Linked DNA regions of Mus musculus: region 2 is linked to region 1. A link is a loop called in an ENCODE intact Hi-C map of the cell type or tissue named here. Cell type or tissue: heart. All regions are shown on one strand. Each heading gives the region's core, and the rest is flanking DNA. Links, peaks and the distances in the headings are about the cores only.

Region 1 (15,413 bases), core at 5,057-13,056:
GCTACTTCAGCCAGATCTCTATTAATTTTGATAAAACATGTTAGTATAATTTATCCTCAACTTTAGATGAACAGTATGGCAATTCATTGATCAGTGTGGTGGTGATGATGATAAAAAAAAAACCACGAGACAAATTCCAATAAAGGAGTATCCACAAAATACTTGACCACTATTTATGGTTATAGGAACAATGTGTGCACATCTACACCAGGAGAAATGACACTGTGAATTTGATGATATGGCTGGGCCCCAGAACAGAAGTGGGAATCCCAAGAGATGACACCGAGCAGGACAATCTGGGGGCTACTCACAGAGAGACTCATCCTCCATGCTAAGATGGCTCCTGCTAAGTAGGAGACTGGAGGCAGATGAATTCAGGATGAAGGAAACAAAACCGAGACAATGCAATTGATACAGTGAGAAAGGAATATAGCATCCTTTACCCATTGAGCTGTTTACTAATTCAGTGGGTTAGTCTATAAAGCTAGGGGTCATATACAACTCGAAGGGTATTTGTGAGGCTCTCGAAAGTAGCTGTACACCTATAAATGGTGGCTCTGGAGCTGTGCAATGGCCTACCTCACTCTTGGGTGTAGACTCTGGCTACCTGTGTGCAGGATGCTGGGTGAACGTCCTGAATTGAATAGAATGTACCCACCCACATACACCTCTCCTGCCAATCAGGGCCACACCAGGACTACTGGATACCTGTGTAGGGGAGAGATTGTGCTTTCCTTCAGAATGAAGCTGAGTTCCAGTGAGTAGGCGCACTCCTTCCTATCCAGCTCAGAGCGATTCAGCCCCGGGGCTACCAGTCTCCACCTCTTTAGAAGATTGTTCAGCTTGCCTCCTTGATGTTTGCTTCTTTATTCAGAGACATCTCTTCTCTCCCCTTCACACTTTACTATGTTAAAAAAGAAGGTCCACGTGGTACGTAGCTAGTTAAAAAAGAGCGAGCTTTTAGGTCACTGAAGTTGGACCCCTCCCTCATCATTAACTCTGGACCTTGTCTCCTGTTTCCCTGGTAACACAGTCATTTTAGTGAAGAGGAATCTATCATGGCTGCCTCTTATTAGAGTCTGAAATGCCATGTGAAAAAAATGGAGGCAGTGTAAGAGCTGCGGCTACTTAACATTTAAAATAGCATACAACGTGGAGGAAGGCAGAGGGAGCTGGACTTTGTTAAAGTCCATTAAGGAACATAGGAAATAAATTTGTATAGATTTTCCTGCTTTTAAATTCTTTAAAATATGGCCTGTTGTATGATTTAGGGCCAAAGAATAGGATGTGAGTTGCATTTCTGGCCCTGGGTAGAGACATGACATTCTAAACTACTGAAAAGATCCTAAGATGATAATCTAGCAGGTTCCCTTGTAACAAACACGACACTGTTTCCTCCCTTATAGAGCTAATCTAAGGACACTTGCTGATCACCTGGACTGGATGTCCCCTTCATGAAAGCTGTCTCTTCCTAGTATAAAGTCTCCCTCAGAATGTGGGTTAGCACAATGGTCTCTCTGACTATTGTCAGTTCTCACACCCTTTCCTCCACAGTGGCTCCTTTTGAACACTACCAACTCCTATCACTTAAAGGTACCCCACTTTACTCCATAATAAAGTCCACCTTCTGAGTGCCTTGGGTCTTACCTGAATTCTTCTGACTGAACACACAAGGTCTCAGGAGCTGAGAGGAGGTCAGAATGCGCTTCCAGTAACAAATACGCATTTCGTTCATCGTTCCACACCATGACGGGCCCTTCAGTGGCAGGCCTTGTGCATCGGGGCTGGAGCAGTTCTTGGGCTGAGTTACCTTTAACTAGGCTCTAAGGTGGAAGACAGACATCAAATAAACTTTTACAAATATCTTATTGGCATTCACTTGATTTTTATGCCTTAAAATATGTAATAAGATTACTCTTATATTGCTAGACAAAGCTTGACACTTTTAATTTCCCTGTCAGCTCTTAAAGCCTCTCAGAGAATCAATAGCCCCTGACTCTGTGGGACCCTTGGATAATGTTTGAATGGACCATTGGGCAGAGCAGCTCACCTTCGGCTGAGGTTTTCATGTTCTGGGCTAGGTGGGAGGATTGCTCTTTCCTTGGTGCCCAGCAAAGCATGGTCCTAGCAAGAGCACCAGAGAAGTAATGGTTGACATCAGTCATCGTGTGAAGCATTTCAGTGTGAGCAACCACTCATATCACAGGAAGCCAGGATTCCAGGATGCCAGGTGGGATCTGGGTTTTGGTGTTCGCCTTCAAATGGGGAGGAGTAGGTTGGGGTTCTATGGGTATGGACCAATGGATAGTCAGAAATTTGGTAGGTTCTGATTGACTTCCATCCACACCTGTGTTTGTAAACCCCTTTCCTGGTCCAGCCTTTTTCTATTTAGACCTAGCTGTTCTTTCTCTTTTTTTCTCAAGTTCCTTTCAGCCAGATCATACCCAGATGGGGCTCCACACAAGTGGCAGATAACTTACTGTGGATTTAAGCCATTTCTTCTAAAAAGTGCATTCATATCCTGCTTCATCTTTAAAGGTAAAACTTTCCTTGGTGACAGGCATGCTTCTGGCACATTGGAGATAGGAGGCCTTGAGGCCTGGCTTGCAACACTGGCTACGGATGCCTCTGGACTGAGCTACTGATTCGAATGCTCCCCATAGGAGAGGAGAAGCCATGGGGTTGCACAGCTGTGGAAGATTCAAGGGGCTCCACTGGTCTTCCTCATGCTCCATGAAGTATCAGTGAGACCAAGGGCAGGACAGGCCGTTTTGTGTCAATGGCCTGACTTCCTTTTGAACTCCAGTTCTTTCTTGCTAGTTGGGCAGATGCTGTAACCTCAGAGCGTCAGATACTTTACCTGTAAAATGCAGATAATAATAGCTGCCACCTCCTAGGACCGTTGCTATGAAGGTTCAATGAAATGCTCAGAGCTCGGGGTGGCACCTCGTTCTTTGCCAAGTGCTCAAGCCAGCGATCAGCTGTTACCTTAAAAAGAAAAAGCAAAGTGAGATCACGCTTGCTACTATTTTCCATTGAGCTTGAACAAACATTGCCTTGTTTCCACGGAGAGAGGTGCACAGGTGGGGGGGGGGGGGAGGTGAGTGCTTCAGAGAGCTCTGATGACTGTATCATGCAGCTGCAGACACTGATGCAGCTCAGGCAACCGCAGAGACGCTGAGAGTGACACCTCTCCTACTCCTTCAGGCTTAATGCGGAAATAATGACACGGGTGACAGGTTTTCATTTCTCCCCCAACTTTCCTGCCTATATCGTTAATCTAGAGCTTCTCTCTGTGCTGTGCCTGATGAAGAAACCAGGAGTCTAACAAGGGGTTGGGAATTTGTGTTAAAAATCTTACATCTGAGAGTACTGTGTTAACAGAGGCCTCCAGGGGTCTGAACCCTTTGTCAGAAAGACATAAATAAAATCGTACCTTATATTAAGACTATTAAGGAGTGAGAGTCCAGGCCAAGTTATTAGAGCATGCACGATGTTTAAACAAATTCAAATAGGAAAATGAAACCAGCAGATAAAAAGAAGACAGTTGTCTGCAACAGTTATCAAATATCAAGTGAGCTATTTTACAGGGATGGAACTCTGCTCCCTTCTTCTCTGTCTTGGGGCAGGATCTGCTGAAGCATAGGCTAGACTCACACACATTATGCAGCCGAGAATGACCTTAAGTCTCAGACCAGCCTGCCTCTCCCTCCTATTGTGTGCCACAGTGCTCTTGTTCATGCTTTGCTGACGATCAAATCCTGGGCTTATTACATGCTAGTCAAACACTCTTCCAACGGAGCGACCTCTCCAGCCCCTTAAAAAATAGAATTTAAGGTGATTTGGAAGTGGCATTACCAGAGGGAAGGGTTGAGTTAATTTTGTTCTTTAAACTTTTTAGATGATTTCTGGTCTATTTATCATGTGTGTCCACACATGCGCACATACAAACATGGGTACGTGACATGGCATATGTATGGCAATCAGAGGGCAATGTATGGAGTCAGCTCTCTCCTTCCATCATGTGCATTCTGGAGCCTGAACTCAGGTCATCAAGTTTAGTGGCAAGCACTGAGCCACCTTGACAGCTTTGACCTTACCTCATTTTTAAGGTGAAATGTACTGTTATACTGAGAGTGTGATAGTTATGCCTCTGCTGCCCTACCTGTAATAGTTAAAAAGAAATAAATAACACTAACCATATGCTATTCTAAACCTACTTACAAATAGTTTGAAGGTTTTAAATCCACTGAGCTACAATTTTATTTTTAATTTACTGTTTACCATGTGAACAGCACATACATGTTTTAGTCCCCATAATAACGAAGTAAAACTAATGTTTGATCCTATAAATTTGATAATCTCCATATTAACAAAAGATACCATTGGGCTTCCAGTAGGAAAAATTCACAATAGTCCACTTTGTTGGATTCTTATATGTTCACCTCTTGCCTCTGCTTCCAGAGAACTGGGATTACAAACCGCAGCACCACACCAAACTTGTCATTTTATTTATAAACTAATACAACCCATCAAGAAGCCTTATCATCTCTACTTCCAACATAAATGCAGAACCTGTCCATTGCCCCCTGAAGCCACTCTCACTGCCTCTGTCCCTGGCAGTACCCTGCACACTGAAGACACTCTGCTTTGGCTGCTGAGACAGTTTTCTCTCACCTCCTGATTTCCAGTAGTCGCTGAAGTCAATTACAAATGGAGAGGCCAGTTTGGCCTTTCTGCCTGCTTTAGTTTCATTCAGTTGCTGTGACAAACACCATGAGCAAAGCCACAGAGGAGAGGAGAGGAGAGGAGAGGAGAGGAGAGGAGAGGAGAGGAGAGGAGAGGAGAGGAGAGGAGAGGAGAGGAGAAGAGTTTTTGATTTATTCTTCCAGGTTTACTCCATCATTGAGGGAATTCAGGGCAGGAACTCAAGCAGGGACTTGAAGGCCTGTCTGATAGCTATTCCACACAGCGTTACCTCTGACCAGGGAATACACTCACAGCCAAGGAAGTGCAGCAGAAATTATGGAGGAACATTCTTTGCTGCCTTTCAGCTAGTTTTCTTTTGAAGTCCAGGACCAACTGCCAGTAACAGTGCTGGCTTTGAGATGATGCTGGCCGTGGTGGGCTGGGTCCTTCTGCATCAGTTAAGAATCAGGACAACCCCCCACAGATTACATTCAATTGCACATCTCCCCTCAGAACCCTAGGGGAGTTCTAGTGTCAAGTTGTTACAGCTAAGCAGACCAGAACCACCTTCGACATTTCATTATGAAAATCTTCAAGCTCAAAGTAGTTGAAACACTTGTATGGAGAACATTAACACACCTCTTGAGTAATGTTTAACTTTGGCTCGTCTTACCTTCCTGTCCAGCCATTTGGCCCCATATTTAGTCATCCCTCAGCCTCAACTTTAGTACACTTTAAAGAAATTACAGGCACTGGTGCTCTCTTTTTAAGCACTACAACATTCACAGTTATTAACTGCACCCCGAATTTGTGTACTCTTCCTTCTAATGAAAGTTTTAGCCATATGTTTCTGTTTGTTATTGGATTTTTGGCTAAGATGGAGTATCGTTTATACTTGTTAACTTTTGGCACCTGTGTGACGCCAGCCCTTAATAAGAACATACTGCCATCTCTAACCAGTTCCCTTCTGCCTCCCGGTGCTTCTCAACCTTCCTCACGCTGTGACATTTAGTACAGTTCCTCGGGTGTGGCGATCCCCCAACCATAACAATATTTCATTGCTACTTCATAACCATAATTTTGTTACTGTGGTAAATTGTAATATAAACATTTGATATGCAAGATATCTGACACTCAACCCCTTTGAGGGTTGCAGCCTACAGGTTGAGAACCACTGCCCTAGACAAGCCTCAACTTCATTCCCACCATAAAGCATTCTATTTTTTTTTCTAGCCTAAAATAGTTTCTCCTGTCATAGAATATCATAAATCCAACCATACAAACTATAGTCATCCATAGCCAGTAAAATTCTTCTTCTTTTTTTTTTAATTGCTGAGTAATAGTCTGTTATGTTTACTCATTTATTGGTGGATAAGAAGACCTTTCCATTTGTGGTTATTATGACAACAGTTTACATGACTATTTGGTGTGTGTGCATATGTGTGTATGTATGTGTTCTCTGCATATATATGTGTTTGCATGCAAGTGTGCATGCCCCTGTGTATTCAGAGGCTAGAAAATGTCTGGGCTCCTTATCTATTGTTCTCCACTTTATACTTTTAAGTGGAGACTCTCACTGAACGTGGAGATCACCGTCTTTCACTTAGTTTAGCAGTCAGCAAGCTCCACTGCTCCCTCTGTATCAGCTTGCCCTGCAGTGTCTGAGTTGTAGCTATATCTGGTTTTTTATGTGGCCTAGGATCTGAGCTCACAGACTTCTGCTAGTGCTGCAAGCACTCTGATCCACTGATAGCTCACCATCTCCCAGTGTGGAGATTAGGAACACATACCTTCATTTTGGGGGGGTAAATGCCTGGGAGGAGAATCGCTGGGTTGATGCATGCTTAGTTTTGAAAGAGAGAGAAAATCATGCCATTCTCTTGTTTACATCTCTCCAGTGACTCTACTGTAAGAAATACAAACTCAAACAGAGCACAAGCCAAGAAGGACCAAGCTTCCTTGACTCTCACAGCTCACTCCTGTACCAAGCACATCACTTCCCCCACCTGTCTGCTCCTCTCCAGTCTCTTCCTTAATGAACCAAACGTGCTCCCTACTTGCTCCCACCCTTGCTGCTATCCCAGCCAAGGTCATGGTCCTTTCAACTCCATGTACACACTCACTCGTTCTCATGTGTCAGCCTGCGTGCTACCTCTGTGCAGGACAGCAACGAGTAGTGAGAAAGCAAATGGCAGAGCCTCTCTGCCCACCTGCACATGCAAGCAATCTGAGAAATAAAGCCCCTTCCCTGGGCAGCTCAATACGTAAGGCCTTCTTCAGCTCTCTGTCTGATGGTTCTCTTTGCCCTGTCTTTCTTAGATACTAGTCACCGCCCTATCATTTTCGGCTTTGCTTTTCCTGCTCCTTAAGCCTCTCCCTACCAAGGTCACACATGACCAGTTGATTGTTAAATCCAGTGGAAATACTTTTCATGCTCTACACAACTGTCTTTCCAGAACATTTGCCACAGTGGACTGTTTCCTTTGATTGAAATTTGGCTGGTCTGAGTGTACTTGTCATGGTTATTTCTGTATCTGCAGCCCCACATCCGCGCTCTCCATCATTCCGTTGCCTTTGGGTGCTGGTGTGCATGGGTCTCTCTTCATCTTACTTTTGTTGTATCCCATACTTTGTTTCTGGCATATTTCTTTTATGTAAATAGTGTTTGACACTCTTTACACTATAAGCCATTATTTACCTATCAGTTGTTCTTCAGTTAGGCTCCCAATCTGAATGTGGTCTGAGTCTCTCTAATTAAATAATTAGACTGGGTTAGACTTCAGAAATGGGCCATAATGAGCTATCCCTCCCTGTCGCCCTGCTGTATGGTTGAACTTGTCAAATCTGTGCTGACTCTCTCATGTATGGTTAACCAGTAGAATTCTGAAGATGTTGACTCTGTGACGAGTCCCTTGCAGCTTCTGCCTGGGTCTCTTTAGTGGACACTATTTCTTATAGCTCACGTATCTTGCTATGAGAAGCTCAAGCCGTGAGGAGAAATTTGTGTAGAAAGAGAAGCTCAGCCGAGCTTCTACTCAGTGGCACTGATAGCCATCTGTGTGGGTAAGCCATCCTGGATATCCAGGTCCAAGAGACCGCAGATGACATTTGACAGAAACTATAGAAGAGACTCTAATCAAGACTCACAAAGCTTGCCGTGGTCAATTCAAGAACTCTTAAAAAAACAGCTTATTCTTTCAACTCACTAAAATTTTGAAGTGGTTTATTGTACAACAATGGGTAAGGGAAGCATGAGATTCCAATAATATTCCCAAAATAGAACAAAGTGCTTTTCTAAATGAAATAGAGCAGTGAAGAAAGCATCTCCAGTATGGGGATGCATGCACTGGGGAACAGAGAATGAGGAGGCCAGAATCCCACGGACAACACTTCTGCCAAAGATGCTCAGCTGAGGGAGAGGCTAGTCATTTTTAGTTTCTTTCCTTCCCAAATGTTTGTGAGTTGTAGAGATAGTAGTGAAAATAAATCTTAAGCCCGCTGTCATATTGAGTGTCACTAAAGGAGGTGACACTCACCTGGGGCTGGCGGTGTCATGTGAAATTCCTTGGGAAATTTTGAGGCTCTAATCAAGCCAAAAGAACAAAGCAAACAAGCTGCCTTCCCCATCCAGGAAATAGCTCTGGTCTGGCTACAGTTCATGCCAAAGAAATTGGCTTACGGAGTGTACCCTGGAATTGTCTGGCTTATGACTCAGAGAACTCAATGGACAAGACAAAAGTTGAACTATAGTCCTGTTACTCAGAAAAGATGGCAGCAGTCCACTTACTAAAGACTAGGCATCATGTGTGACCAGTAGACAAATGTTTGTTTCCAACAGCTGTGCCCAGATGTTGGAGTTGAAGCTTACACTGCAGGCTCCGAGCCAGTAGGACTGGGCCCCCATGGGCCACGTCAGCTCTGAGTCCTCATAAGTGACAATAGGATCTCCTTTACAACTTTACAGGAGGAATTAGCCCTTTGTAAATGTTACATAGGATACAAATGTTTCTGCCTTGGAAGGAGTCCCACATATAAAACCTGAAGTAATATGTTTTATTATTAGATATATGGGAATGTGTTCACTCAATTTCTCAATGAATATTTTTGAGTGATTTCTCAATGAATATTTTTGAGTGACTTTTGTGTATCAGGTTCACCAATGGGATGAGAACTTTATATACATGCACACACATACATACATCTGGACACACACACACACACACACACACCCCATTCACTACACTGGACAAATATTTCAGACAGACTTCTTAGACTGTTCAAACTTAAATGTTGATACGACACTTCTTAACCCGTGGGAACTCATATAAGATCAAGTAACACAACCTGAGGATAGATATGAAAATTTTGGCAACGATAAAATTATCCTGATCGTGTAATGACCTAAAATAATTAAGCATCAAATGTGCAAGAAGGCCAGTGGGTTTCTGGTAGAGCTTGTCCATGTTGCATTGTTGGGCTTTACTGAAGTCTTTAGCAAACGCATGAACTTTGCAGTGAGCACGCCATCACTCTGTGCATCAGGACAAAGAATGCCTGACACACCGCAGCTACTGAGTGCTCTGCACTGCAGTTTTTTTTACTGGACACAGAGCTTTCTGCTCTTATGGAAATGCAATGGCTTAATTATAATAAAAAAACTTTTAGTATTTCCTACCATGGTTCTTCAGCATGTATCAAATTAGTATATCTTTGGATTGTATTATGTTAGATAAACATATCTGTGCAAATTTGTTTCTATCTTTAATAGTCAGTAAATGAATATCAAGGAATTGTTTTAAAATTAATCTGCTTATAACTTATAGTCTGTAAATTATTTATATACCTATTTTATCCACTTATTTGGCCAGCGTCATGTGAGACTTTCTTGGGTAGGAAGGGTTGTGAGTGTAAAAGTTTAAGAATTGCGGGACTTTGAGATGAGATGTAAGGAACTTAAAGAGAGCTGCAAATACAATCCCCAAGACACACAATCATTAAATTCCTTCTCTACCAAAGATCGGAACAAAGTCTGTGGAAAGGTCAGGAAATGTATTGCAGACATATAACAGTAGAAACAAGAGCCAAATAACCAGCAATATTTAATTCTCAATGAATGAATTATCTTTCAAAATGAGCCAAGTAGCTGCAATTTCCAATTAAATCTCTGCTTTGAAGTCTCCTTCCTGAAGGTTATCAAATAGATTTCAGTTTTGCTTTCTAAATCTAGTTTTGCTCTGTTAAACTTAAAAAAAAAAAAAAACCAAACTTTTTGTTATCCAAGCAGAGCTCTGCACTCTGGCTCATTGGTTTCTTCCCCGAGATGTGCTCATCCAGGAAGGATTGATTCTCCAACTTGAAGGCTGTAGATTTTGCAATGTGTCAGCTTAATCATTGCTGTGATTAAGAGACTCCGTAATCGTGGTAACTCATATCAAGAAAAGCATTTAATTGAGGCTTGGTTATGGTTTCTGAGTATTAGTCCATTGTCATTGTGACAGGGAGCATGGCAGTAGATATGGCAAGTTTGGTATGCTCTGGATAGGTAGTTGAGAGTTATATCCTGATACACACACACACACACACACACACATACACACACACACACACACACAGAGAGAGAGAGAGAGAGAGACAGAGACAGAGACAGAGACAGACAGAGAGAGAGGGGGGAAGGGAGAGGGAGAGAGAGAGAGAGAGAGAGAGAGAGAGAGAGAGAGAGAGAGAGAGACAGACTCACTCAGGGCCTGGTGTGGGCTTTTGAAACCTCAAAGACCACTCCCAGTGACATACTTATTCTAACGAGGCCAAATCTACTTCAACAGAGACATACCTACTCCAACAAGACCACACCTTCTAATCCTTCTAATTCTTTCAAGTAGTTTCACGTCTTGGTAATCAAACATTCAAATATATTCTGTTATGGGGGTCACTCCTATTCAATCCACCACACATCATAGCACGCACTCCCCAGAATCTCAAGGATGAAGATGACTCATGGCAGGTGAGCGAACTCTAAGCAGAGAGTACAGAAGTCTAGCCTGTAGTAGATGTTCTTCAGTTCCTTCGTATGTTAAAAGAGGATGCCTTTCCATACTGCTCTGAGAACAGCATGCCACTGGTCGCCACACCTCCTCCTCCACTCGGTGGTCATTCCACAGAAGGCCCTGTGTACCTGTGTTCCTTGCAGTTGCAGCTCATACTGTCTGCTTCAGTTGCTATCCATCCTCTCTGAAGTGGATTGTTTGGCTTTACTTGTCTAGTTTGTTATTTTGCAATGACTCTGTTTTTAGCTTAACATTTAAACTAATTGTTCACTTTGATCAAAAATTGACAGTTACTCAACTTGGACATTGTAAATGATGAATAGGAAATATTGAAGTTAAAAGCCAGAGCTTGAGTAAAGATACAAAGTTTGTGCTTTGTAGCCTGGGCTACATAGCAAGACCCTTTCCAGACAAAGAAAATAAGTTTACTCAGACTAAATGGAGGTAGCATTCATTAAGAAAGAAAGGTCATCCTTGTTCAGGTGTAAAATTGGGACCCAGTTAATACATTGGAAAAGCAAATAGTATCTATTAAAATAATATGATGCTATTAAATATCATGGAGTTTCTACATTTCAACAGAAACTTTGTTTAGATATAAAGGATCAGAGAATATGACATAGCCCTGTCTTCTGAGTTTTTTCAGGTGGAAAGACAGTGCATATCCTCTAAAGAAAAGTAACACTCTATACAGAAATCTAAAGGCCATAGAGCTAACTAATGACTGACAGGTGAGGAATACTGATTCTCAGCTAGGAAGAGCAGAGCTGGGCTCTGGCCTGGGGCTTGTCAAGATTGTAGCTTGAAGCTTTCAACTCTTGGGGCTTTCTACTTTTCAGACGTAAAATGGAGACTGTAATCTCTGCCCAGCATTCCTATCAGGTTAGTATAGAACTGGAATGGGGTAGGATCGACAGAAACGTGGCATAAATAATAACACACACACATTAGTCCTCCATGTGATCATTTTCCTTCCTCTGTCTCATCATGGAGGGAGATCACACACATTACGTTTTTTCCCTTTCTGTTTGAGCTTATGAAATAATTGACGTTTCTAGCCTTGTGAGTCAATTGCATGTGCAGAACTTAATCTTATGAAGCCAGAGAAAGACATCTGGGCTCCTCAGTATGAGGAATCCAGCACCTCATTACGAGGATAACATTGTTAGAGGAAGACATCCTCCGAGGCTGGATCTGCTTCAGACAAGAGTTTCTGTTTCCTCCGTTGACAGTGGAGCAGCTGCCTTTTCCTTATCGAACATCCTTTCAGCAGATGTTTATATGTTGCATCCAAGGCCTTGATGCCACTGGGAAGGGCAAGATGGAGAAGGGTGGGGCTCTCAGGTCTCACCTCTCACTTTGCTGATTACTTCTTAGCACTGAAACGTCACTTATCTTTTGCCCTTTACTTTCCTCCTTGCAAACCCCAAAGCAACACACAACGAGTCTTATGCTTTTAAGTATTGAAATGCAGAATGAAAGTGAAAAGAGTATAAAAATCTCTTTATAGGGGGCAGTGGTTGCTAGTCCTCAGCGTTCTCAGATTGTGAGGAAGGAGGAGGTCAAACTAAGTACAAGAGAATCTGAAGCTTGAGTGGGTTTCTGGCTTGGTTGGTTTTTCTCCCTCCAACTAGTGAACAAAGAGAGAAACTGGGCAACATAAGACAGCTGGTTTCCAGTGTGGGCTCTCCTCGGGGGCAGTTATGGGAGCTTAGCCAGGAAAGAATCTGGGCCAGTAATTAGAATTTCACAACTTTGTCATGGCCTGAAGGAATATTTTCTAGCTGATGGAGATGTCCCATTTGCTTAACATGCCCAGACCTGGAGAATGGCTGTGCAATGCTGAAGGTCTTGGCACTTTTCTTCCTTCCAATTGTCCATAATTTTATTTTGTTGCTGTTGTACACATGGCCTCTTGGATTACTGTGAGACACAATAAACATAGAGAACACAACATTCAACAAGCAAATCAAGTAAATGGAATTTATTGAAGACATATTCAAAGCAAGAGCCGGAATGAACTCAGTGAGAATCCTTAGGGAGAGAACACATACTGGCTGCATTCTGTATCCACTAGAGTGACTTTCACATGAACACAACTTGTGACAGCTTGCCAGGTGGCTCTCCTATAACTGAAAACTATGGCATACAATTTCTATGTCAATAAGTCAGACAATGACCATGTTTAAACTGTGGAGGGCATGAAGTTAATCTCCTCTTGGATTCTATCTAGACTTATCAGGCTTGGCCTGTTCAATTTATTTATTTATTTATTTATTTATTTATTTATTTATTTATTTATTTATTTTAAAAGAATCGTCTCTATTTAGGAGGGGAAGGGGCACTCAGAAGCACTGATACTGGGGCTATCATCAGAAGATGTTACTAGAGCATGGGTCACTTGGACTGAGCTAGAAGCAGATGAGGTTTCGAAAGCTGCTTGCTTACTTAAGAAATCCCTGCAGGTATATTCTGAAGTGAAGGGCCTCAGTTTCACAGTCTGTCATCGTAAAAGTTGTCCAAGTGAGAGCAGGATATGTGTTTTACAGAGAAAAACAACTTTGGGAATCTGTACACTTGTATAGAGTCTCTGAATTTCAGAGTTGCCGATCATGTAACCAGGTAGACTACTTTGTTCTGTTGCTCAGTCTAGATGAGGGGAAAGGCCGGGCAAGAGTTCACCCCGGCCTTCCCATCCTCTGGTGCTCAGATCTTTCCTGTCTGTAATATTTAGCATATGACTAAGCTACTTAAGTAAATCCTGAGTTTATGATTTATGGACCCAGGAAGAGGGCGTTTGACACTCAAATCACCCTAGAGATATGTATCAGAGCTAAAGAGGGAAATTTGTTCTCTATAAACTCTGGTCCAGGTTATTAAAGGTGGTTGTTTTGAGAAGACTTGTACACAGTCCACTGGCCTGTGGACTGAGTTCTCTTGGTCCTAGTGAACTCTAAAGAACAGGTCTTGAATGCTCAGCTGGATGGCTGGTTCCCATTGAGGGTAAAACTGAAAATAGGAAGCCCTTGGCTGCTGACTGTGAAATAAACTTGCTTAAGTTGCCTGCCAAGGGCAGTTAGTCATATGAAAATCCACATGACTAACCAGAAATGATTAAGGCGTTGAAGGTGCCAGCGTCAATGGGTAGGATTGCTTTCACCATGGGATCAAGTTAAAGTGAATGCCCACTCACAAGTTCATAAGCCCTACTGTAGTTCATCCTGGATCATTTTGCCTCCACTGATGTGGCCCATCAAATGATTTTATTAAGACAGACATATCAAATAATATTGACTGGCTGCTCTTTATATTTGCTTTTTAAACACATTGCTCAGGCCTTCTATTTGTGAGGCATAGCAAAAAGAACAATAACATTGCTTTCTTCAAACTTCTGACTCTAGTGTCTGGTTTTGTTTCCTGACACTGACTAGATCTTTGGTTATAATTCCTCACAATAGCTTCATGATACGGTGCTTTGGTAATAAGGAACACATATAACTTCTGCTCAAATTTATTGATCAAAGCTAGCCACATAGCCACCTGTTGTGAAGGGCGATAGGTCCAATCTTTCTGTGAGGAAGGAAGGCAGTAAATATTTGAAAATAAGAAAACCATTACATCTTAGAAAAAGGTCTCATTTTTACCAGATTGAAATATTGTTGATACATATGAATTTTTAGTCATGTGATTCAAGTAACTTGCTATGAAGGTAAGAGGAATAAGGGCCATCTTCAACTGGGCTTTGACATACCAGGCTTAAGAGAATACATATTCTTTACATTGGGAATTTAAGAATAATATTTTGCAAGAAGCAACTGAGGAAAATATGAATGGAAACATTTTAAGTTGAGTGAGAAGATCAAAGAGCGTGAAAGTCCATTTTGGTGGAGGATGAGGCTCCACAGCAAGTGATACTGTAGCCCTGTATACGCTAAACTAAGGAGATTAGCATCTAAGCAGCAGGCAAACAACTGGAGGTTTTGGAAGTGTGTTGAAGACTGGATCAGAGAGATGCTTGAGACATTTGTGGGTCTTCTTAGAGCGTCAAAGAGGGATGTAGTAAAATGAGAACTCGGGATGTGACAAGTGTGACCAAGACAGAGCAAACACTGCCAAGCTATGAAAGGAACCAATGTTGGCTGAAAACAGGTTGGTGTGGGGAGGAAATATGAAGAGAGGAAGATATGGAAAGAGTAGAAAATAGTGGCATCTGGTAGTAAAGAATACAATAAAAACAAAGTGAGTGAAAGTAATAAAGTATAAAGGCGCCAGGACCACTCCATTTTGTGGCAGGTCTCAACAGCTCTATGATGACAAGGCAACAAATAGATCCAAGTGGTCTGGAGGAAGCCCATCCCAGAGAGAATGGTGAGAGCTTCAACTATGATAAACTAGGCATGTTTTAAGAGGCGCAGGAAGTCACTGTGGTGGGAGTAAGAGGTGTGGAGAACAGTAGGCATCAAGTTGGAGAGATCATGTGGAATCTTAAATTATTTGATCCTCAGCGTTGGGAAATCATTTCTAAAGATATATTTTCTTTATATCTATTTCTGTGTGTGGGGATGTGTCTATCACATGTGTGAAGATGCCTTCAGAGGCTGCCTGATGTAGGTGCTAGGGACCACATCTTGGTTCTCTGCAAAAGTTGCAGCTACACTTAACCACTGAGCAATCTCTTTT
Region 2 (15,413 bases), core at 4,671-12,670, 66 kb after region 1:
AACTTTGGAAATAGGATCTCTCCCAGCCTGCCTGTGAAGTAGACCTATGAAGCAGATGAAAGCTGAGGTGTCAATCTCATCCCCGTCCTCTAACAGCTTCAGGGAAAATCTCCTTACATCCCCACGGGCAGGTAACCTCCTTATCAATATATATCTGTACACTCGTTATTCTGATCCAGTTCTGAGTCTCTCAACAATTTCTTTGTACATTCTGCAACTGAGATCACTCATTGACAAAATCCTTGATGGCCTCGCTTTCATAAACCTTTTCTTCATCTTTTCATTCTCATGAAAGCCTGGTCTGGTCGGCCATCAAAGCCCTGCCAGGTGGCGACTCCACGTGCACCAGAGCTTGGAGATTAGACTAAGGAGCCTCCTTTTCTCAACGACACTTCTGAAACCTTTTCCCTTTAGACCACAGCCCAAAACCTATGCCTGTTAGCCTCCTGACAGTATCTGGAGACTCAACTCCACCCCTGGATGATCCCAACACCTGGTGTAGTCTCTTCCTCTTCTCTGTTCTATATTTATCTATGTATCTTGCATACTTATAGACGTGGGTGTGGAATTTCTTGACTCCATGTCTATAACAGTCAACACACCTGGCAAACCTTAGTTATCTCTCCCAGGGTCATATCATAGCACTTATCATTACCCATAATGCTGATGATGACCCTAACTCATATTTTGGTGTCAAGGTTCTCATTCTCTGACCCATTTCAATTACTATATTATAATCCCAATTAAACAGGTTGTTGGCTCCATTTTTATTGTTCTTGTGTTATTTGTCCCTGGTGGTCTGGGTCTGCACCAGGCATTTCTAAGTTCTTGGCACTCCATTCAAAGGACTGAAAAAAACAAAAAACAAAAAACAAAAAGCAAAAAACAAAAAACAAAAAAAAATGCACAGATTGCTAAGACTAAGGGAACTTTTTTTTATTAGATATTTTCTTTATTTACATTTCAAATGTTATCCCCTTTCCTAGTTTCCCCTCCGACAATCCCCTAACCCCTTTCCCCTCCCCCTGCTCCCCAACCTACCCACACCCATTCTAAGGGAACATTTTTAATCAAAGCAAAGGGATAGCTTGGGTTAGAAAGGAATATACTATCAAGATTAACAGCAGGTCACAGAAGCTAAAGTGCTCATGGGCCTGGATTATTGTTTGGTGCCTCTTTTTAGTGGGTTCAAGGGAAAGAGGAATTTGTTTACTAGGTATCTAATTTAGGTTCTATTTTAGCTGACAGACTTGTATATTACAATGTTTTTCATACCACATGCATGGTCCCATAATGCATCTGATTTTAATCATATACATGATCAGTAATGCTTAGGCATAAAATGGTAAATAGAGGATTCTTTGTAAAATTTCACTTTGAAGAGAGGGTTTGTCTTATTGCCCATACACCCCAATAAGTCTAGCGAAATATATCCATTGTCCTATAGTTTGGGATTGTATCCCAGGATTTGTTTGAATACTGTCTTAGTCAGGGTTTCTATTCCTGCACAAACATCATGACCAAGAAGCAACTTGGGGAGGAAAGGGTTATTTGGCTTACACTTCCATACTGCTGTTCATCACCAAAGGAAGTCAGGACTGGAACTCAAGCAGGTCAGGAAGCAGGAGCTGATGCAGAGGCCATGGAGGGATGTTTCTTACTGGCTTGCTTCCCCTGGCTTGCTCAGCCTGGTCTCTTATAGAATCCAAGACTACCAGCCCAGGGATGGTCCCACCCACAAGGGGCCTTTTCCCCTTCATCACTAATTGAGAAAATGCCTTACAGTTGTATCTCATGGAGGCATTTCCTCAACTGAAGCTCCTTTTTCTGTGATAACTCCAGCGGTGTCAAGTTGACACAAAACTAGCCAGTACAAATACAAACAGGCAGGCACAAAGGAGTTGCTAAAAGGGTTACCCCAATTGTTAGAGGCAAGTATACTGTCACTATACCTAGGTGGGGTCGTAGGCTGCTAGCAAGTTGCATTGTTAAGAGATGGGTATGTGCGCAGCCGTGCTGAGTGGTCCAGGTTGCTGAGATATTCTTTATACTTGCCTGCTTTTGCTGCATACTATGTTTCAGACTTAATCTCTTTTGCTCTCTACTATCACACTGTTTTCATCTAGAAAACCCTCAGCCATTGGCTAATCCAATCTGTCCCCATGCTGAGTCTATATTGCTGTAGCCAAACCCACTAGGGTGAAGCCAACCAGTCTTTCAGATGCATGGCCACTTAGCAAATTATGTCAAACCAGCCACCAGTTCCCCTCATGACTACTTTGACATGGAGCCGTGCTAGGTTATGCAGGTTGACCTTGAATTTGCTCCTGTCTTCTGTGTACTGATATTACAGGTGAAAACCATAGTTTACAATCCTACTTTTTAAAACAGATTACAAAAATAATCCAGGAAAATAGTTACCAACTCACCACTCTTGGATTCCAGGATTATTTCTACTTGTGCTTACTCTGCCTTTGTGCCTCAGTGATGTCCTATTGCTGGTCCATTGCTCTTTGCCTTTCTTTGTTTCTGTCCCCTAGAATATAAACTTCAAGGGAGAGGGATGTCTGTCAATACTTTGCTCTTGAGCACTAGGCCCAGTAGTTGTTACAGAAGAGTTAACTTAGAAAATAGTCATTTTGTCTCCAACCATAGCATAGAGAAGAATAGACATACATGATCATGAGGTCAAATAGAAATACTAGTACATGCATAGTAAAGTAAGAGCCTGCTGCCAATGGCTGAGAGTCTGTCTAAAGCACAGAAGGCAACAAGTGACATAAAGATATGAGTTGATGTTAGCGCCTTCCCACTCCAGTGCTGGCTATTGAACCCAGGATCTTGTGCATGCAAGGTGGACACTCTAGCACTGAACAATTCTCAACTAGGATTTTTATGAAAAGATTTTCCACAAAGAACACACAACTTTCTTTTTTATTTATTTATTTTTTATTTTTATTTTTTATTGGATTTTTTCTGTATTTACATTTCAAATGTTATCCCCTTTCCAGGTCTCCCCCCTCCAAAACCCCCTCCCCCCTCTCCCTGCTTCTATGAGGGTGTTCCTCCACCCACCCATCCACTCCCACCTCCCAACACTCAGTTCCCCTAAAGTGGGGCATCTATTGAGCCTTCATAGGACCAAGGACCTCTCCTCCCATTGATGTATGGCAAGGCCATCTTCTACAACGTATGCAGTTGGAGCCATGTGTACTCCTTTGTTTATGTCTTAGTCCCTGGGAGCTCTTGGGGGACTGGTTGGTTGATATTGTTGTTCTTCCTGAACACACAACTTTCAAGAGAATCTCTGTTTCATTGCCTGTGGACATAAATCCTGAGACATTTGGGGCAGGAGACCACTATTCGTAGGCTACTCATTGGTCTAGAACTCATCATGACAAAACAGAGTGGTTTGGGGACACTGGATCTGGATCCCCTTTTGCTCTGCAGATGAGAAAACTTTGCCCTTGGGATTGAAGAACCTCACCTCCTATTACTCTTCCATCTACAGACAGAGAGAACAATTCTGCTCCCTCTTTTCTGACTACTTTTTTCTTTGTGTACCCTAAAAATGCTAAAATGGTTTTAGCATTTGCTGCTGAGCTGCAGTTCTTTAAATATCCATTAGGTTCCTAAAAGAAACCTTTAGTGCTGTCTAAGAAAGATTCAAACTATAATCAATTATTTGTAAAAGCTATCATATTTTCAGGGGAGATTTCCAAAGGCATTATACCTTGGGGAAATACACTTGTGAGATAGTTGAATAGCAGAAAAATACAATTTCTTACTTCTTTCATGTGATAAACTCTGACCCCCTACTTGCAGGAGCCATTTTTAAGTGGATACAGCACGCATGGTTTACAGTGATTCCCCTACTCCCACTACCTTAGTTGTTCATTTTCACTTGCTTCCTCATTCTTGTCAACTGCGAGCTCGTGCCACGCCTTCTCCAAGTCTCCTCTCAGTAATGTAAACACGTGTTTTTACAATCATTTAGAATGGGCAAAGACCTGACTATTTTCTTAAATCCTCACTGTGAGAAAGGGAATTTATTTGGAGTCAGATTGAATGATTGAGGAAGTGTATAGAGCTCTCATCAAAAGAACTCCCACCTGGATCCACTGGAAGCAGCTACTAGATTATGGGAGCAGGGATGTTTGCAAGCTCAGGGACTTCACTAATTTTCATTCTAAGCTTCAATAAGGGCCAAGTGGAGTTCTACACTTAGATTCACTGTGTTAAGTCCTAGGGTGTTCCCATACTGTCTGCTCGTTCCTTTTGTTTGTGGGTAACTACAGACGATTTGGATTGCTCATTGTATGTTCTTATGGTATTAACATACAAAACAGTAGCTCTAAGGTGGTACTAGGAAGTTATTATTCATCAGTTGAGAAATGGGCACAGTCTTGGGTCATTATGACTACCCTAGTCTAACTGTCAAATCTCATGGTGGCATTAATGCTTGAAGGAAAGGTGAAACCCTTCTGCAGACATCAAGGTGGCTTGGTCGAATAGAGTGTACCACGTAGAAATCCCTGGGGAAGGAAAACTGGTTTTAAAACGCAATTCTTGTTTCTTATTGCCAGGATCACTCACTGTCTGATATTTCGCAAACAACCGAACTTCTGAGTTTCCTGATCTTGTGAATATAAAGATAACACCCCCCCTCCCTTTTCTCCCAGCTCAAAAGCAGTGACCAAAATGCACTTTGGTTGAAGATTAGGTAAAGAATTTTAAAACTGTGAAATGTTACTAGAAAAAGAAAAAAAAGTCTAGAATTACTGCCCCAGAAGAAATATCTTATTTATTTTATATCACTTTATAGACACCTGAAACAGATCTAACATCAAGCCAGGTAAAAGTAGAGATGAGCATGAATGCCTTCTAAGGGCCAGAAGGTAAAAGCTGTTGAAACAGGGAGAGTACAATCAGTTCAAGGCAATCTGGTGTGTGTGTGCGTGTGCATGTGTGTGCATGTTTTGTTTTTATAAAAACTCACAGAAGGGGGTTAGTAGAAACCTTAGAGGTCATCCCAAGGAGACAGAACTAGGCAAGCACATCTCTGTTTACTCGAATTGCTATACACAAACACATGGCACACCCAGAGCACCAATGAAAAAATTCAAATACTCCTAAGTGAACTTACAAAGTGGAGAGGAGAATTAAAAAACAAAAAACAAAACAAAAAAAAAAAAACGATTTATTTTGTTTATGAGTACATTGTAGCTGTCTTCAGACACACCAGAAGAGGGCATCAGATCTCCATTACGTATGGTTGTGAGCCACCATGTGGTTGCTAGGAATTGAACTCAGGACCTCTGGAAGAGCAGTCAGTGCTCTTAACCACTGAGCCATCTCTCCTTCCTGAGACTTTTTTTTTAATACTGAAAACCTTTCTGTTGTGTAACAAAACATCCTCTTTGTGAAAATTCAATCAATATACATAGTATGTGTGTATTTTATTGAATATATATATATTTTTTTTTCTTACTCTCAGTGATATTAGTAAGGTTTTCCTCAAAATCCCCAAAAGTCACAATGACTTTATGACACCAACTGTCTTAGCACGATTCTCTCTACAGTTTAACTTTAGAAAATCTTAAACTTAGATCACTGAGAGAAATTATTTTCCTTGACTTGCAGACAAACCAATGGTCCCTTGATTATGATCTGTGGAAATCTTTCATTGATATCATGACAGTCTTTTTCATTCTCAAAATGTTGTCCTTGCCAGTGTTTCCGTATTGCTAGAGCGCCACAGTGCCTATACAGCAGTCCCCCCCCCCCAAAAAAAAAACACTCTGTGAGTTCCACTGAATTAGAAACAGGTAGAATGCTAATTGCCTGCCTAACTTGGCATCCATTTCTGCCCTGCTTTACCGACAGAATCTTGATTGACATGGGGCATTGGCCTTTTCAGTGAGACATCAGTGAAAGCCCCCACACCCCCCCCCAACTTCTTGGGAAGCTCCTTCAAAGAAGGCAGGCTCCATGCCTTTGAGTCCTTTCCCTTTACTTTTTGTATTTTACATCTGAGACACAGACGTGATGTTTGGTGAAGGAACGGCCATAGGAAAATCATGATGATTAACCATATAAGGACTGCAGAATTAGGACTGGCTTAATCTTGGTCCTCAGTATTTGCTTCAAAAACAACTGATCCAACTTCAAACTTCAGGCTCTTGGGTCTCTAATGAAGCTGCTATAAAAGATCTACATAGCCACGGAGAGTTCTTTAGCTATATGTTAGAGTAGTGGTTCTTAAACGAGGAAGGATTTGACCTTGTGGAATCCACCAAATAGTTTTTTTTTTCACTTCCTCTGTTGTATGTACTATTCTCCTTTCCTGATAGGAATTATTTCTCCACTCACTTGGGTGAGAACTGATACCAAATAAGATGAGTCTGCATGATCCAAGTAGTTATTTATTTTTAAGTGTCAAAGACATGGATTAACATTTTCTTACATGCCTTTGATCTATGGAGAAGGTGAGAATCAGTAGGGGGTAGTCTATACTCTCCTTTTATGACATGACATTGTTGAGGTCCTCTAGATGACATGGCAGCTAATGTCATCGATCCCTGGATATGTCGTCATAGCCCTAAAATATATCCCTCAACTTCCCTTTTATACTTGCCTCTCAGTGGGAGCCACATGTATTCTCAAGAGGGAATTCAGAAGTCTCTCCTGCCAGGTTGGAGCAGTTGGCGACTGTGGGTCTCACTGATAGCCTTTGTCCAATGACATGATACTGTTAATTTTACATGTGCCCAGATGTCTGGGAACTATACCTTTCTTGTGGAATTATTTTTTTCTCTCACGTGGCACTTATGAACTACATTCAGTATTTTGAACGTTTCTCTTCTAGATTTTAAACATCTAGAAGATGCTGCAGGTTTTATAGTCGTTATATATAAAACCATTATATATATATATATATATATATATATATATATATATATATATATATATATGGAATAGAAACAACTATGAATAAGAACTAGTCCTGGCCATGCAGGGAACTGATAATGCCATGTGGGAGGTAAACCCACATGTGTATAATACAAGGAAGTGGCTATTCCGGTTTCTTTCTGATGGGCAAGCATTTTGCAAGGACATGGGCTATGCATGTGTAAGACCTACAGAGGCATTTAAGACACTTAATTGAGTCTTTCAAAAAGTCATTTCACTGGGAGTAGAAAATAATAATAAAAAAATGGTTGTCAATTCATCTCCTAAAGCTAATCTGTTTACATATTCAATTGGACTTGTGGCTAAATAATGCAGCCAAAGAAATCCACCACAAAAATTTAGCAGACAGATCCCATTTTTTAGCGTTCAAGTCTGCAAAAGACTTCCTGTCATCCAGCAATGGGTCAAAGGGCTGGGGCATTGTCAAACAAAAGAAAAGATAATTCCCTTCATTCTGCATCAACGTCCTTTCATTTACTACTTCAGAAAGTTATTTCAGGGAGGTTTTTTTTTTGTCAAAAATTCACTTATGAATAAAAGAGTATAAAAATAAGAACTACTGACTCACATTCTAAAAGAGTGACTCATGATAATGGGTCAATAAAAACAAATAAAGGATATTTTCCTTTTTTTGTTGAAAGAGAACAATTTTTATTTTTTAAATTGCAAATGCATTTCTTAATGAAGAAAAGTCAGTGGTTATTTACTGAGTGATCTCTGTCTTTGCTGTCACACACACACACACACACACACACACACACACACACACACTGTTGGCAGTTTCATTTTGCAATCATCTTTTCAGGAGAGATAGCCCTTTCGGAGCTGAAGGTCAGGAAAAGCCAGAGATTTATATACTTGGAAGTGTCGTGTTTCCCAGGACTCAGAATGACTTCAGCCCAGAAAGCAGCTGAAGGGGTTAACGTGGGGACTTGGCTGGCTGTCAGTTAAACTTTTTCCCTGGCTCTGGGTTTCCCCTTGAAGGGATTTCCCTCCGCCTCTCTAGCAAGACCCTTTATAAAGAGCAGACTTTCTATTTCACTCACACCAGCCCGGCTGGCTTTGGAGGCTGAACACTTTTCCCAGACACTTTTCACGTGGGGCACAAAGAAGGCTTTGAAGCAGAGACTTGAAATGCCTGTGAAGATGGTCGCGGTCTTGGGAGCCTCAACGGTACTTTGGATACTGTTTGCAGTCTGTAAGTTCCTGACCTATTTCACACATCTACAGCTTCTGGTGTACTACAGAGCTTTGCTATAAGAGCCAGTATTCTGACAGAGCTGGGGACGGATTTTCTTTCCACTGTCAAATGAGTAATTTGGATTATATCGGTAGTGGGTCTATCTCTTTAGTTTCCTGTATTCGACAATGAAATCAAGCTTAGAAAGTGACAAAAAAAAAAAAAAAAAAAAAAAAAAAAACTTTGTGCAATGGGCTTCAAAGTCAGAACTGAGCATTCTTCTTCGCGGTGACGATTCCAGCACCTTCCTCAAGAGCAACTTCAGGGCTTTGGGTCTGTCTTGTGCTATTAGTCTGAGACAGTTTAAAAAGTAGATCATCCCAGCTGTGCTTTGGACACTGTATTGCTGCGCAAGAGAAAAAGGACACAGTATGGGGCAGACCATGGTAAACTTGTTCTCTCTCTCTCTCTCTCTCTCTCTCTCTCTCTCTCTCTCTCTCTCTCTCTTTTCAGCTCAAGCTTTTAAAATCGAGATCTCCCCTGAATACAAAACGATTGCTCAAATCGGTGACTCCATGGCCCTCACTTGCAGCACTACGGGCTGCGAGTCACCATTGTTCTCATGGAGAACCCAGATAGACAGCCCACTAAACGCGAAGGTGAGGACGGAGGGGTCCAAGTCCGTTCTGACCATGGAGCCTGTCAGTTTTGAGAATGAACACTCTTACCTGTGCACAGCAACATGTGGCTCTGGGAAGCTGGAACGAAGTATCCACGTGGACATCTACTGTAAGTGAAGGAAGGAGCTTTTGCTTTCTCTTGATTTTGTTTGAAAAAAAATTAACGATATATTAAACAGAGACTTTTAAAGAGTATCTAGATTTTTAGCTAGCAAATGCACAATTTCAATAAAGCCAGAGAAAGAAGAAGCTAGTTAAGAACAGGAAACTAAATTTTAACCCCTGTGTCCTTGTTTGCCAAAAAAATGGTGCCCATGTAAAAGAGACTCACACCTTCTTGGCTCCAGTTCTTAGCGCAGTGTGAACCTCCCCCTGGTTCTATTAGTTAGTTTTTTCCCCTCTAATCTTCCATTTGGGGGTATTTCTACACGTTCATGTATTAATGTATCCAAAGGATTGATGAGTTCCTTCTTTCTGGGATCTGCTTGTAGGCTCGGGAACTCTGAGAGTATGCAAACCTTCTGCATAGACATAATTAAAACATCTATTAACATTTCAGTCATTTGATGCAGATAAATTTGGGAGGTTTTGTTGTTGCTGCCAGAGAGCTTTGCTTTTATATCTCAGAGAGTTTTTGTTTAATAAGTTAGATCTGTCTCAGGCATATGTGCAGGTACCCATATTACCCTAGCCTACCCAAAATGCATCCTACTATCATCCTCAAATCGGCAAATGAAACTACCAAGGAGAGGTGGGGGGAAATGGGCCCTATAGGAATCATTTTTCTTTGGTTACTGATGGTGTTGCTTTCCAAAAAGAAGAAAGAGAGAGAGAGAGAGAGAGAGAGAGAGAGAGAGAGAGAGAGAGAGAGAGAGAGAGAGAGAGAGAGAGAGAGAGAGAGAGAAAGAAAGAAAGAAAGAAAGAAAGAAAGAAAGAAAGAAAGAAAGAAATGAGACTCCCATAAGGCATTTCTTCATGAGCATCTTGTTTGATTCATCTTTTAATCACCTTGGTACCTTCCTACTGTGCTCCAGCCCAACTTTGCCAATGAACCTTAATTGAAATTTCAGCAAGCCCCTCCTGAAGCTGGGCTTCCCAAGCAGCTGAGCCTGGACGGCTGCTTTCAATTATGCTGGCTCTGCATGCATAGTTTATGTCTAGGCAGCCTTCTGAGCTCCTTGGAAGGTCCTGTTATATAAATACCAGGAAAGAGTAGCGAGTTCTTATATTACCTGTCATTAAACTGTGTGGATTCTAGGCACATTTCCTGAAGAGTGTGATGGACATAAATAATCAGAGGGGAAATTTAAAATACTATGTTTTTAGATAATAAAGCATTTCTAGCTCCTTCACCCTGTGCTCACACGTTCTATTCAGTTGGAGAGTTAAAAAAGAGAAGTGAGGAGCTTTCTGGATTCAATTATATTCTCTGCTCTCGCCCCACAACCCCCTGCAAGAATGCTTGTTTCTTGTTGATTTTAACAGTTCAGTCTCCATTCCATGTTTGATTGTAATATTCTGTGGAGCTGGGACACCAATGAGCTCCCATCAGGACAGATGTAATAAGAAGGATTAAACCTTGTGTACATGTGTGGAGTGGGCAGGGCAGGCGTGTGTTCTGTTGCCCTGCTGGGTTCAGTAAAATGCAGATTAGAACACTGAGTCAGGCTTTTAGGGGAATAGGCCCAGTCTGGGGAGATTGCATAGGAATGTCTTTCTGGTGGACGAGTTCTTGCCAGAGGTCTCATTTTCAGAAGCCAGCCCATTAAGAGTCATTCTCCTTCTTCTGAAGGCAACCTTACATAGTAACACTTCTTTGTGATATCGCTCTGAGCCCTCCTGGGCTTCTCAAATGGAATGTGGAACTGTATCTGCACTAAGAGTAGAGAATGGGGTGTGAGGCGTCACTGGAATCTCAGTGCAGAGTGAGTGACAGAAAGCGTGAGCTTTGTTCCCAGCCTCACCATGGACTGGCTGCGTGACCAAGGCTGGTTCTGCAGTCACACTACAGCCAAGCTTCCGTATCTGTGAAATGTGGTCTCCATCATCCAAGGTCATAGTTAGAAGAGAGCAAACTTCTTTATGTTACATATATAGATCAGTTTTAATATATATTAGGCTTTCCCTTTTCTTTTCTTTAACAACACATACTCTTTAACAGTCACAGAATTAAAATTGAAATGGCCTCTAAAAAGTGCTTCCTGTGTTCGCCACAAACCATGACTAGCTACTTAAACCAATTAGCTTTGCTGAATTAAGCCTAGTATTAACAAAAACATTTGTTAGGATCCCCGTTGTGTTGAAACAGTCAGAGGTGTTCTCAACAGAAGCCAAAAGCCTACTTGTGCATTTGTTTGGCTTTACAGCTTTCCCCAAGGATCCAGAGATTCAATTCAGTGGCCCCCTGGAGGTTGGGAAGCCGGTCACGGTCAAGTGTTTGGCTCCAGACATTTACCCAGTTTACAGGCTGGAGATTGATCTGTTCAAGGGTGACCAGCTCATGAACAGACAGGAGTTTTCTTCAGAAGAGATGACAAAGTCTCTAGAAACCAAGAGTTTGGAAGTAACCTTTACTCCCGTCATTGAGGATATTGGAAAAGCTCTTGTTTGCCGAGCTAAATTACACATTGACCAAATTGATTCTACACTCAAAGAAAGGGAGACTGTCAAAGAACTACAAGTCTACAGTAAGTACTTGCTCAGTGATCTCTGGTCTGTGGGAGTTTGGTCTTGGACATGCATTATGTTATTTATTGTTACAATAAATGTTAACGAGTAGATTAACAAGAAATATGTTTTACTGCATTATTTATCCAGGATATGATATTAAAAGAACAGGACACCGGATTTTAGGTTTAGAGCACTTGAGTGTCATCTCCCCTTGTTAGCTGAGAGACTTTAGGGTTGTTTAATTCCTCTATTTTCCTGACTATCCAGGAGGAATCATTATAACACTGACTTCTGCTTTAACAAGAGGGAATAGGCTCAAATGATACAATGTTTTATAACATTTTATAATAAGCCTTGAAACATTGATTTCTCAGATTAAACAATAAAAAAATGATTTCTTATTCTCTCTCTCTCTCTCTCTCTCTCTCTCTCTCTGTGTGTGTGTGTGTGTGTGTGAGTGTGTGTGTGTGTGTGTGTACGTACAAGAGGATGCTCACATGCAGTAAGTGGGAAGGTGTAGAGTTTGTCTTCTGGCTCCTAGCTCCTCCTGTGGTAGATGTGAAGCTCCTGTCTGTTCCTATACTGGACTATGTCGCATGGAACTCATTGTACTTTGTTAAAACTGAAATGCTGTGTTCCACTCAGAGCCCTATATTCAAAAGAGTTGATGTCAACTACAATCTTATTTACCCAAAGCACAATTAGATAGAAGACGCTTTCAACAACCTTTTGAGAAAACAATCAAGATGGAAGATATTTCTCCTCACAGAATACAGCACGTTGAGAGCATAGTTAAGTCACTGAAAGTCAGTTGTGTGATAAAAGATTATTACTCATTTATCTGGAAGAACAGAATGCTAGACTATGACCACCATATTCCAAGAAAATTTCAGTTAAATAAGAGAATTTTTCAATAATTAATGACAATAAAAGCCAATTGGTTGGGCCTGGGTAGATTGTCTCCCTCCGTAAAGTGCTGAAGCTGACCTGGATGGCAAATATTCCTCTATAGGATTTCAGTTGTTAAGAGGCTGAAACACAAAAGGGATTTCCTTAACTTCCCTTAATTTTAAGGGCTTCTTTTAATTTCTACCTATCTGGGGCTCCCTGAAAATATTAAAGATCAAAAACTGTAATTTACTGGTTAGAAAGTAGCCAGTCTAATTTCGTAATGACTCGGTGATTCTTAACTCCAACTTGGCAGAGCAGTTTTGCCAAATCTGTGGAGGCACAAGAATACAGTCTACAAGAGAATGACATCATCCCCATTGGATGGAGATGGTTCTTTATGATAATGGCTCTTCCTATGCTCTGCCTTTCAGTCTCTCCCAGGAATACAACGATCTCTGTACATCCCTCCACAAGGCTTCAAGAGGGTGGTGCTGTGACAATGACCTGTTCCAGCGAGGGTCTACCAGCTCCTGAGATTTTCTGGGGCAGGAAGTTAGATAATGAAGTTCTCCAGCTTCTCTCAGGAAATGCCACCCTCACCTTAATTGCTATGAGGATGGAAGACTCTGGAGTCTATGTGTGTGAAGGAGTTAATCTGATTGGGAGAGACAAAGCAGAAGTGGAATTAGTTGTTCAAGGTGAGTAGAAGGTGAAGAGGTGCCATTGTTGGGGATTGAGCCATAGCAGCTCAATGCCAATGGTGACATGCCTTCTGTAGCTTTGCATGATGGCGCATCTGAAAGTCATGTGCTTCAGCACACAGCACACAGATGTACATATCCTCCTCATCTGTCCTGGGATTTCTTTCTCCAGCACCTCCACACTTGTCCTTTACTAGCTCTTGTCATTTTGCTGTTGTTTTATTTCATGGCGTGGTCTGCCTCTCCTGCCCTGTGGATACTGGCATTCTCATGTTACTTCACCTGCTCTTCTCATTGCACATACTCAGGAATTCCACTGCCACATACTTGTTTTGACTGAATATATGCTCCTGTTCAAAATTACTTAATCTTGACCACTCTGCTTCAAGATGATTTCCTATGACCTAACTTCCTTTCCAACCAACCGTCTTACCGTTACCTAAGTCTATAATTTTTCATTTGGGATTTTGCAAGATTTTCTTAAACAACAACCATCCTCAAACATCAGCTGTATTTCTGGCATTTTATATAAGCTATCTACAGCCTCTAAGAAATAACTAAGGGGCATTTTCTATCCATTTTACAGATGGGAGAATGAAGTCTCAGATTACTAATGGCCATCAATTGACTGTACACCTAATGTTTGCCAAGAGTTTCTACTTCATATGTTATCTCTGTCTTTATCTTGCTCTGTGAGGAAGCTGAAAAACTCAGACGCAATATAATTCATCATTTGCATGGGGTCAAATGGTTCTTTCTTTCATTTATATGCTGTTCTTAATTTAAAATCCTATGCCTTTTCAATTGTAGCTAATTTTCTCTATTTTTAAAAATTATTGACCAATCAAAACTGCATGCATACATTGGGTATGGTGTGATATGTGGTATATTTATACAATGTGGAATGAATAAATCAAAGTATATACTTCAGTAAGAGCACAAAAAAAAGTATGCCTTTGAATTTGTCCATTAACTACAAGGTTCCTAAACTCAGAAACTCAGGAACTCTCTGTGTTTGCATTTGTGCCTTTGAATGGATTTATGGCTGGCTAGTATAGTACCTGACACACAGTAAGTGTTTAGTAAATATTTGCCGAATGAAAACATGAACTGTAAATATGGAGAACACATTCTTTTCTAACCTATGAAAACATGGATTTTAAGTTTAAATGGTTAAGAAAGTAGAATTCAAACACCATCAGTTACTTAATTCAGGTGGGTGGCTGCTGTTCTCAAATGATCAGAGAAGATACTAGAAAGCTGAATGTGTGGAAAGCTTGCTGTCTGTCCTGAGGTGGTTGCATTCTGAAATGATTGGCCCTGTTTCAAATGGGGGAAAAATTCATTCTGGGCACAGGAAGGGGTGGTATCATGTGAGCTATCAACCTTACATGCTGAAGTTAGAAGGGCATTTCAGCGACTTTCAAGAGCTTCTGTCCAGTAGCTTCAAGCATACACAGTGGTAGATGCCAGTCTCTTTACAGACAGGAAGTGAATCTCCTACTAAGTTCCCTGTTCTCACAGTAGCATAGGCGGAACTTGGACAACTTAGCCACTGTGTTGAATAATATCTTTGAAAATATAATAGCATATTAATGTATTTGGAGATAATTTGAGGACATCTTCTTTGGAAAAATGCTACAATACCGCAATTATGCAAACTAAAATGAGAACGGCAACTTTTCCTGGTACAGAAAAGAACCTTGCAAACTGGAGAATTGTATGCTGAGATTTCTGCCTGTCTACAGCTTGCTAGAACACTCTAGTGACGTTCTTTGGGGATTCATTTGTCACTTGCAGAGTTGTCTAGCCACTCCCAGGAATTCAGAGGAACAACAACAAACTTTAGAATTCTTTCTCTCAAAATATGTCATTTCATCCGAGTCTGAGTGTCTGGAAGCTAGAGAACACTTTGGACACTTGAATGTTAGTCCTGATCACTCAGCTTTCAACCCTGAATGACTATAAAGTATTTTGATAATGCATCAAACATATTTGATGTCACCTTAATGTCATCTTTATTTTGTCTACAGTATGATTCTGTATGATTGTCAAAGATACTACTTTATATTGAACCCTCAATATATAGATACATGTGAATAGTTCTTTTTTCTCATTAATTACTTTATTTTTTCACTTTCCATCCCAATCGCAGACCACCACACTCTTCTCTGTCACCCTCACATAGCTCCTCCCTGCATCTTCCTTCCCTTCTCTTCTGATAAGGAAGAGACCCCTGGGTACCAACCCACACTGGCACATCAAGTCACTGCAAGACTGAGCACATCTTCTCCCTCTGAAGCCAGACAAGTCACCCCA

What was found. A loop is a pair of places that touch in the nucleus more often than their neighbours do. Peaks named below come from ENCODE experiments on the same cell type or tissue, not always from the same donor. Only the 100,000 strongest peaks of a DNase experiment are listed, where the experiment ranks them.
Region 2: it touches region 1 in a loop (2.0-fold over the local background); 2 of 42 quality-filtered maps call a loop at or near these places.

Annotation. Positions count from the first base shown.
Region 1 is chr3:116,187,954-116,203,366 of GRCm38, reverse strand. It overlaps Gm31651 (a long non-coding RNA gene), which reads right to left and starts at 5,170. Exons shown (of 4, transcript XR_375977.2): 1 at 5,002-5,170; 2 at 2,861-2,988; 3 at 1,648-1,823; 4 at 1-938. In heart, for the core only: no CTCF peak of the experiment used is centred there; DNase peaks (open chromatin) are centred at 8,516, 11,986 and 12,426.
Region 2 is chr3:116,122,061-116,137,473 of GRCm38, reverse strand. Vcam1 (vascular cell adhesion molecule 1) reads left to right here and starts at 7,786. Exons shown (of 9, transcript NM_011693.3): 1 at 7,786-8,170; 2 at 8,666-8,941; 3 at 11,199-11,519; 4 at 12,825-13,091. The coding sequence starts at 8,107. It overlaps 5330425B07Rik (a long non-coding RNA gene), which reads right to left and starts at 2,534. Exons shown (of 5, transcript XR_375974.2): 1 at 2,430-2,534. In heart, for the core only: a CTCF peak has its summit at 5,240 (motif pointing right); a DNase peak (open chromatin) is centred at 8,013; H3K4me3 peaks cover 3,971 bases; H3K27ac peaks cover 4,122 bases.